Regions from separate parts of the Homo sapiens genome. Here regions 1 and 3 are each linked to region 2. The links are chromatin contacts, found by Hi-C or POLR2A ChIA-PET in ENCODE. All regions are on one chromosome and are shown on one strand. The core of a region is the stretch at or near the end of the contact, and the rest is flanking DNA. Distances in the headings are between cores, read along the strand shown.

The links. A loop is a pair of places that touch in the nucleus more often than their neighbours do. ChIA-PET counts read pairs that join two places held with the same protein, here RNA polymerase II (POLR2A). Pooled maps may share reads with other maps.
Region 1: a loop to region 2 is called in a map with no recorded cell type, with 6 times the contacts of the local background. The contact joins the enhancer-like site here to the promoter of LRRC8B in region 2. A Hi-C loop is called at or near these places in 2 of 37 single-sample maps with no recorded cell type and 5 of 50 pooled maps. POLR2A ChIA-PET finds 5 or more read pairs at or near these places in 2 of 52 experiments (GM10248 and activated naive CD4-positive, alpha-beta T cell).
Region 3: a map of naive thymus-derived CD4-positive, alpha-beta T cell shows a loop between it and region 2 (2.3-fold over the local background). The contact joins the promoter of GBP5 here to the promoter of LRRC8B in region 2. A Hi-C loop is called at or near these places in 1 of 168 maps with a recorded cell type or tissue (naive thymus-derived CD4-positive, alpha-beta T cell) and 8 of 50 pooled maps. POLR2A ChIA-PET finds 5 or more read pairs at or near these places in 1 of 52 experiments (naive thymus-derived CD4-positive, alpha-beta T cell).

What each region holds. Positions count from the first base shown.
Region 1 is chr1:89,668,606-89,671,740 of GRCh38, reverse strand. All of the region lies in intron 1 of LRRC8C (leucine rich repeat containing 8 VRAC subunit C), which reads right to left. Among named protein-coding and RNA genes, the nearest start is that of LRRC8C, 37 kb to the right of the region's middle. Within about 2 kb of position 1,445, at least 4 of the 41 ENCODE cell types and tissues checked have a DNase peak (open chromatin) inside an H3K27ac peak, as active enhancers do.
Region 2 is chr1:89,523,357-89,526,343 of GRCh38, reverse strand. LRRC8B (leucine rich repeat containing 8 VRAC subunit B) reads right to left here and starts at 1,515. Exons shown (of 6, transcript NM_001369817.2): 1 at 1,322-1,515. RefSeq lists an enhancer at 1-490 and a silencer at 1,192-1,651.
Region 3 is chr1:89,271,213-89,274,358 of GRCh38, reverse strand. It overlaps GBP5 (guanylate binding protein 5), which reads left to right and starts at 1,499. Exons shown (of 12, transcript NM_052942.5): 1 at 1,499-1,907. It also overlaps the pseudogene LOC100421401.

The sequences.
Region 1 (3,135 bases), core at 196-2,695, 150 kb before region 2:
ACAATGCCTCCACATTAATTCAGCGTAAACATCATTAATGCCTCCACATTAATTCCATGTTAAAATCTGGCTCAATAGCCTATGTTTGTACCAAGTTCACAAAATTCTCATGACAGGCACTGAAGGCCGTTAGAATCTCAGTGGGATGGTCATCACCGGTCATGGGCTGCTCAACAATCTCCTGAGACTGAACACACGCAGCAACATGTGGGTCAACCATGTCTTTACTCTCCTGCATTTATCCAAATGTGTGTCAGCCTGCCATGAGGGCCCCTCACTCGAAATCCACCTAGAATTCCTCCTTAGGAACTGACTTCTGAGCTATGCACAGAGATTGTCTTTGCTCAGAGGATAGTCTCCTTTGATCTGTTTTTCACTTTTCTCTTTTTCTTCCCTTCCTTGAGTATGCCCTTCCTCTTTCCTTTTCTCCTTTCCTCCTCTCTAACCTTCTTCCCTCCCTAACCTTTTTCAACACATTTTACCTAACTACTAAGTGCCAAGCACTGGGGATAGAAGATAAATAAAAAGCTATAGTAGAATATGTGACTACTGGGGTGGCTGAGGTGGGAGAATCATTTGAGACCAGGAGTTTAAGGATGCAGTGAGCTATGATGGTACCCATGAATAGCCACTGCACTCCAGCCTGGGTGACAGAGCCAGACCCCATCTCAAAAAAATAAAAAGAAAGAAAAAAAAGAGCATATGTGAGTAACAGATCTATAAACAAGGAAACCAAAAAATGTATTATCCCCTTTCTTTGCTCTTCAGCTCTTTATACTGATTCAAACCCAAGGGGCTTGCATAAGCCAGGCCAGCACTGGAAAAGATGCATACCAACTAGCTTTTTAACTCCTGCAGGTGGTTTGCCAAGAGACATGCCAGAGACAAACAGGGTATAAAACCAAGCATGGGACTGCCCTGGGATGAAGATATGAAAACAGAAATAAACAGGTACCTTTACTTTCACAATCTAAATTTAAAGATGGAATAGATTCAGATAGTTTTTTTGATAAATTCCTTGCTGTATAAACTCTTGCAACTTGCTATTCAAAAGCTAAGAACCAAATAGATTTGTAAAGAGATACTTGAATAAACTTCTATATATTCAATATTTTCATTCATTATTTTTTAAATTGACATTTTTCTGAAGAGAAAGTCCACAGCTCTTTTCCAATCTTCAGTGGGATTTGTAATCCCTCCAAATATTTAACCACTACTCCAACAATGCATTAGCTGCTATGATTATAGAAAGAAAAGCAGAAAACATATGTTGTAAAGAAAGTAGTTACCAGAATTACACTAGAAAAAAAATGGCAAGAACATGAATGAGTCAGCATGAGGGTATAACAGGCTAAGGGCATCAACTTCGAAGAGAAAATGAAATTATTTGGGTTGCCCTGGTAACACCAAGATAAAATGCGGAAATGAAAATGCGAGGTTTAACGCTAAGAAAACCTTCTTCAGCACTAGGGTCTCTCACATCACGGAATGAGCTTTACTATGGCAACACGCAAAAAGCATGTAAACGGATTAAATACAGAAAATATCCAAGGGAGTGAAAGCATGGTATTAATAATAAGAACTAAGCTGATATAATAACTATTCTGGACCTTTCTTTTCTTTGACTCACAGAATTAAATAAGGGGAATGGGAAAGGGTTTGCAGGGATCAAATGAGATTTTCTTCAGTGATATATAATCTTAAATAATTAAAAAAGTTAAACATTATGGATTATTTCCACCCACTCACTTTTCTGCAAATGACATAGAATCTCCACTCAAATATCTGGTTTTATTATAGGAAAAGGCAAAAGAAAAAAGAAACAAACATAAGAAATAGAAACATCCTCCTAGGTTACATTTTCCATGTCCAATCTCTACTTTTTTGGAGGAGATCTGTCATTGGTTATTAAGGCAATAAATGACTCCTCTCAAGGGCAGACAATCATATTAATATAGTACTAGAATATAAAAATAATACTTCAGAATCATAGTGGTTGGGAGCATGGCACTGAAGTCAGGGTGCCTGAGTCTGTATCCCGGCTCTGTCACTTGTAAGCTGGGTGACCACAAGAAACTTACTTAATCCTTCTGTTTTCTCATCTTGAGAATGGGGAAAAGAACAGTATCTTGCTTCACAGGATTGCTGGGGAAGCATGTAAGAGTGGCAAACACTAATCATGGTACTGGGCAGGAATTAGCACTCAATAGATGACAGCTACTAATATTAGCAATAGAGATGACAATCAAATTTGATAGCTATGATAATGACTTTATGATTTTTAAACATGTTATTTTGGTAAGAGCACAATATAAGATCTACCCGCTTAAAATTTTAAGCATACCATACAGTTTGGGTAACTATAGGTACAATGTTGTACAGCAGATCTTTAAAGCTTACTCATGTTGCAAACAGAAACTTTATGCCCATTGATTAGTATTAACAGCTCGCCATTTCCCCTCCCCCCAGCCCCTGGCAACCACCAGTGTTCTCTTTGATTTTATTAATTTGACTACTTTAGATACTTCACATATGGAATCACATATCTTTCTGTGACTGGCTTATTTCACTTATCAGAACGTCCTCATTCATCCATGTTGTCACATATTGCAGAATTTCCTGTTTTTTAAAGGCTGAGTAGTATTCCATTGTGTGTATATACTACATTTTCTTTTTCTATTCATCTGTCAATGGACATTTTGGTTATTTTTACATCTTGGTTATTGTGAATAATGAAGTTTACTTTTGAGAATAAGAATTTATCGGTGTTTGGAGACTTCTGTCCTAATTTGAGGTACCACACTAAAATAGAATTATTTATAAAAACAGAAGAAACAAAAAAATTGTGTTGGTTAAATAGGAAATAAAAGGTATATAATTGACATATAATGTTATCATGCTTACTAACTGCCAGACATTAAACATGTTATCTGTTGAACCTCCATATTAAATCCACGAGGTAGGTATTATCTTTTCTGTACAGAAGAGGAAACACACAAAGAGAGATTAAATAATTTCTCCAAGATTGGAAAGCCTGTGAAGGGCATAGCAAAAATTCCACCTCAGGGCTTTCAGATTCCAATGTCCAAGCTCATTTCATTTAAAGAGGGAAATTATTTTAGTCTCTAACAATCT
Region 2 (2,987 bases), core at 266-2,765:
ACTCGGGAGGCTGAGGCAGGAGAATCACTTGAACCCAGGAGGTGGAGGTTGCAGTGAGCCGAGATCGCACTACTGCACTCCAGCCTGGGCGACAGAGTGAGACTCCGTCTCAAAACAAAACAAAGAAACAAAACAAAGAGCATTTGGGGTTCTCAGGAGGTGTAGCCTGTACACATAGAGGGTACTGGAATTGTTTAAAAAATTACACTGCAGTTTGACTTCTTTTCCATCCTCACTCCTACACCTAGGTTTAGGGGACAGAACCATCTGATAAAGATAAATCTGTTTTAAGATTTCTGGGGTGTTCTGCAAAGACTACTATATCATTTGCAAATAGGTTGTCTTTTAATAAAAATCATGCTACGTAATGTCTTCTTAATATACGCTGAACAAATTGCCTGTTTTAATTTGGCTATATATCTACAATTTAAAATGTTCATACTGTTATCTTTTACCAGTGGAGTGTTTTTTTGTTTGTTTGTTTGAAGTCTTTAGGCGAAGTGAATTTATTCAAGGAAGTTCACATGTCGGTTTTGTTCTTTTAGAGGGGTGTCTTTTTGACCACAAAGAAAAAAAAAGTTTTCCACAAATGTCATCTAACTAAAGGCAATCTATGGACTTTAGGAAGTCAGTTGAGCACACAGATTAATGAGCCAATACTGAGCCTCCTCCCTTCTGACCTCTCAGCACCTGCTCAACTAAGCTCAGGGGAAACTCTTGAGTCTTCTTCTTAAATTGGTAACGCTTGCCCTTTCTTTCTCAAACAAATCAACGCCCAACACCACCACCAAATTATAGGCAACCAACGCGTATCCAACAGCATAAAATAGTTCCCAAGAGCATAAAATAGTTCCCAACAGCGCCAGCGCAGGGGGCAAAACAGAGCGACCAAATGGGGGCACCCTCAGGGGAGTTGCGCTCATCTGGAGCGAGACGCCAGCCTGGGAAAGCGGAACCCCTTTCCCGCCCCGCCCCGAGGACTCACGCTCAGGTGCAACGCCGAGACTCCCGGGGGAAAGAGAGGTGACCGTCTCGGCGCGACCGCCCACACCTCTTGCTCCAAATGACCCCAGCACACAGGAGAGGTCCTCTCAGCGTGGGACTCCGTCTCTCCCGAAGGCAGGGAGCACAACGAAGCGGCCACTCGTCTCTGCAGCCGCGCTACCGGCCCGCAGCCTGGCTCGCAGGTGAGGCGTGAACAGGTAACCGCACCTGTTCGGCCAGCCCCACCTGCTGCGTCCCCGTATCCGGTCCTCCTCCTCCACCACCTCGGTCGGCGCGGCTCGCCCTCCTGGAACCGGGGTGTCACGCTCCGACCTACCTGCGCGACTCCAGCCCCGGACGCCCGCGCTCCCCGCGGCGTGCTCCTGGGCCGCTCCGGGCGGGCAGGCTGCGGCCCCGCGCCCGCACTTTCCCGGCTGCCGGAGGCTGCGGGCTCAGCGGGAAGCCCCGGCGCTGTCCGGCTCGCCGCCTCCGACCGGCTCCATTGTGACGCGACGCGTTCCGCTGGCCAATGGGCGCTCGGCGGCGCGAACCGCTGACTAAGTTCGCGGGTGGAGGAGGAGGGGACGGGGCGGAGGCAGGGCGCGGAGGCGGCTACCACGGTGGTGGCGGTAGCAGTGGCGGAGGAGGAGGAGGAGGAGGAAGAGGAGGAAGAGGCTGCAGTCGCTTCGGTAGCTGCTCCTGCTGTGAATTTTTCAGCTGCCTGGGCCTGAGTGTTTGCCCAGCTCTGGGGCTGCGGGAGCCAGTGACTCACCTATCACTGCTGGAAACAAAGCGCAGCTGCCATCTCCCCGAGCGCGCCATGTGGCCATCGCTGCCCCCTCGCCCAGCCTGGGGTCCGCAGGAGGTAGCGCACAGCCATACGCCCCGCGGAGCAGCTGGAAAGAGCGGGGACTGCTTTCCAGAAGCGGGAGGGAAATGGGCTTCGGCGTGTCCCCCAGGCGCGCCACACCGGTGACTTCGGCACTACACCGCGTGTGTCGGGCCCCAGCCTTCTCACGTGTGCGTCCCTGAGTAACTTGGCATTTATATAACGCGTGTTGGGCCCTGAGGGAAAGGTCGGGTGCAGCACGCGGGAACCTCCTCTTCGAAAAGGAAGTCCCCTTACTTTTCTTTACCCTGCTTAGAAAGATTGCAGGGCCCAGCCTCTGTGAGGGAGGGTTTACAGTTGTACCAACTAAGCGGCTTAAGTTCGATTCTGGCCTTCCAATACCATTGGCTTCTCTCAAATGTCGTTATCCTCAGGATAGGGAGGGGACCACATGGCCGAGGGGCGGTCCCTATACTCATAACCTGCCTTTCACTGCGATTCAACTGCAGAGACACCTCAACTACTGCCCGCTTGCTTCTCTCCCAAGTGGCACTGCATTTGAAGGCCAACAATATTCCTTACGAAACAGAATTAATCCAAACCCACAAATTCTAGGGACATAAATATTTTTATCATCCTCATCCATTTCCCCACTCTCACCCTTACCCCAGTTTTAACTCAGTCTCTGCCCTGGCTATTATCTTGAGCACACTGATTCAATTAGGCAAGATTTATGTCTTTTAGTTGCTATGGTGGTCACATCTCCATTTAAAAAAAGAAAGAAAAAACAAGTTTGTACCGGCATCTCCCAAAGGAATAAAATGAAGACGAACAGACTCAGCATTTGGGGCATCTGAGCAGTTTGTGTAAATGGGAGTATAGCAAATGCCCTATCGAGTTAATATGAGACAAGAGTTGTGTCTCAGACTGTTCAGATGAGGACTACAATTTGAGTCACCCTGAAAGGGAAAAAGAAGGCTGTCTTTGTGTCACTGATCTGTTCTTTTCTTGTTCACTCAGTCCATTCTGGAACTGCAGATATCTTTTTTCTGAGTCTTGAAGGAAAAGCTGAAAGAACATTTCTTCACTTGGTCATTCGATAAATTTTTATTGAGTTTATATGTGTGAGACACTGGGTATGCACAGATCTACAAGTCTAATTTAAATTTAGGTT
Region 3 (3,146 bases), core at 250-2,749, 250 kb after region 2:
AGTGAAGAAAATAAATGAGAAATCACCACAGTGAAAGTAAAAGACGAGAGTTCGAACTCAGCAAGTTCTCATCGAAGCAGCTTTCTTTTTTCTTTTCTTTTCTTTTTTTTTTTTTTTTTGAGACAGAGTCTCGCTCTGTCACCCAGGCTGAAGTGCAGTGGTGCAGTCTCGGCTCACTGCAAGCTCCGCCTCCCAGGTTCAAGCCATTCTCCTGCCTCAGCCTCCCGAGTAGCTGGGACCACAGGCGCCCGCCACCATGCCCAGGTAATTTTTTGTATATTTTTAGTAGAGACGGGGTTTCATCGTGTTAGCCAGGATGGTCTAGATCTCCTGACCTCGTCATCCACCCGCCTCGGCCACCCAACATGCTGGGATTACAGGCGTGAGCCACCGTGCCCAGTCCCTCATGGAAGCAGTTTTCTTACTAGCTCTAAAATACCTCTTCTCCCGATTTTATAATCAAGGTAATGAGAGGTGACGGCGTGCTGGCAGCCCTTGCAGCCCTCCCTCGCTCTCGGTGCCTCCTCTGCCTGGGCACCCACTCTGGCGGCACTTGAGGAGCCCTTCAGCCCTCCGCTGCACTGTGGGAGCCCCTTCCTGGGCTGGCCGAGGCCGGAGCTGGCTCCCTCAGCTTGCTGGGAGGTGTGGAGGGAGAGGCAGGGGTGGGAACTGGGGCTGCGCCCGGTGCTTGAGGGCCAGCGCGAGTTCTGGGTGGGCTTGGGCTCTGAGGGACCTGCACTCGGAGCGGCCCCAGGCAGTGAGGGGCTTAGCACCTGGGCCAGCAGCTGCTGTGCTCCACTTCTTGCAGGGCCTTAGCTGCCTCCCGGTGGGGCAGGGCTGGGGACCTGCAGCCTGCCATGCCTGAGCCTCCTCCCCTCTCCCGCTCCCCACCTCACCCCGCCATGGGTTCCTGTGCTGCCTGAGCCTCCCCAACCTGTGCTGACCCCTGCTCCACAGCACCCTGTCCCATCCATGGCCCAAGGACCGAGGAGTGCCAGTGCATGGAGCAGGACTGGCAGGCAGCTCCACCTGCCGCCCGGTGCAAGATCCACTGGGTGAAGCCAGCTGGGCTCTTGAGTCTAGTGGGAACTTGGAGAATCTTTATGTCTAGCTAAGGGATTGTAAATACACCAATCAGCACTCTGTATCTATTTAATCTGGTGGGGACTTGGAGAATCTTTATGTCTAGCTAAGGGATTGTAAATGCACCAATCAGCACTCTGTATCTACCTCAAGGTTTGTAAATGCACCAATCAGCACTCTGTATCTAGCTCAAGGTTTGTAAATAGGCCAATCCACACTCTGTATCTAGCTAATCTAGTGGGGACATGAAGAACTTTTGTGTCCAGCTCAGGGATTGTAAACACACCAATCAGCACCCTGTCAAAACAGACCAATCAGCTCTCTGTAAAATGGACCAATCGGCTCTCTGTAAAATGGACCCATCAGCAGGATGTGGGTGGGGCCAGATAAGAGAAGTAGCCAGCAGTGGCAACCCACTGAGGTCACCCTCCAGGCTGTGGAACCTTTGTTCTTTCACTCTTTGCAATAAATCTTGCTGCTGCTCACTCTTTGGGTCCACACTGCCTTTATGAGCTGTAACACTCACTGGGAATGTCTGCAGCTTCACTCCTGAAGCCAGCGAGACCACGAACCCACCAGGAGGAACAAACAACTCCAGACGCGCAGCCTTAAGAGCTGTAACACTCACCGCGAAGGTCTGCAGCTTCACTCCTGAGCCAGCCAGACCACGAACCCACCAGAAGGAAGAAACTCCAAACACATCCGAACATCAGAAGGAGCAAACTCCTGACACGCCACCTTTAAGAACCGTGACACTCAACGCTAGGGTCCGCGGCTTCATTCTTGAAGTCAGTGAGACCAAGAACCCACCAATTCCGGACACGGTAAGACTGGGGCAAGAGGTGGAAGAGATTTGCAAGATTCATTTGGTTTTAGAAACATTCTACAAAGGATAGGATGCAGCTTATCCTGATGTGGTATATCAGACCTCAGTAAAGAATAAATTGTATTCTTATCAGACAGGCAGCAGAATTCATCAAGTACCAGCTGTGTCTGCCTCTTGCTGAATTAGACATCAATGTGTGTGGTGACTAAACTAAGAGTTTGAAATGCCTTCAAATTATTTTTCTTCCTTTGCAATTTTATGACTTATTCAGGATCATAATTTCCACTTAAGTTACCTTCGTCCTTCATAAAATCTGATTAAACTGACTCGAACTTCAGCATGAAAGTTTCAAAAACTATGATAGCTATTATTTTCATGAGAAAGAACAATGAATATGATGCAATGTAAGTAGCTTGCAAACATTAAGGACAAGAAAAAAATGTTGCCCAGAGAGAAGTTTCATGAAAACAGTGATGTATTTTTAGTCATAGTCTTGTACTTTGTTTGAAAGTAGATTTCTTCCTTTAGCAATAGCCCTGACTTAATTCATGTTGGTTTCTTGGCATCTACTCACTTAACTAACCCCTTTTGTGTTGGGTTCTGCTTCTACTACTCTATTGCCTTTACTATTATGAATCACCTAATTTAACAGTTGCCCAACTGGATCCCTCAATACTGTCTGGCAACTGTTCACTCGTTGAAATTCTCTCCTTTGAATTTCTTACCATGACACATACTTCAAGCATTTTGTACTAGTTTGATTTCCATTTATATCCTTAATAAGAGCCTTTTCCTTTTCCTTGAAATTCAAACCAGAAACTATGCAAAATAAGCAAAAGCAAGCAATAACAACTACATATACAAATGCAGGCGCAAAACCCAAACTAGAATCATATGGCTGAAAACAGATGTTTTCTTTCAGAAATCCTTCCACTACCACTTCTGAGCATTTTCTCTTAGTATTTTTTTTTGGGCATTTTCCTTCTTTGCACTTTTTAAAATCTCCTGCAGCTCGCTCACTCTCTTTCATAAGCCAGCAGTTATACTGATGTTAATAAATAGTTGTTTATTTACTTTTGCTTTTTTAGAAAACAAGCTGAAAGAATTGAGTGAAATGCCAGAGAGATACAGATAGCCAGTTGTAGGGCTGGGGTTGGAAATCAAGTCTAATTTAAGGCAAGGGCAAAATGTGCATTTTGTGTGTGTATTTTGAACCATTCTTGCATTGTTTTTATTT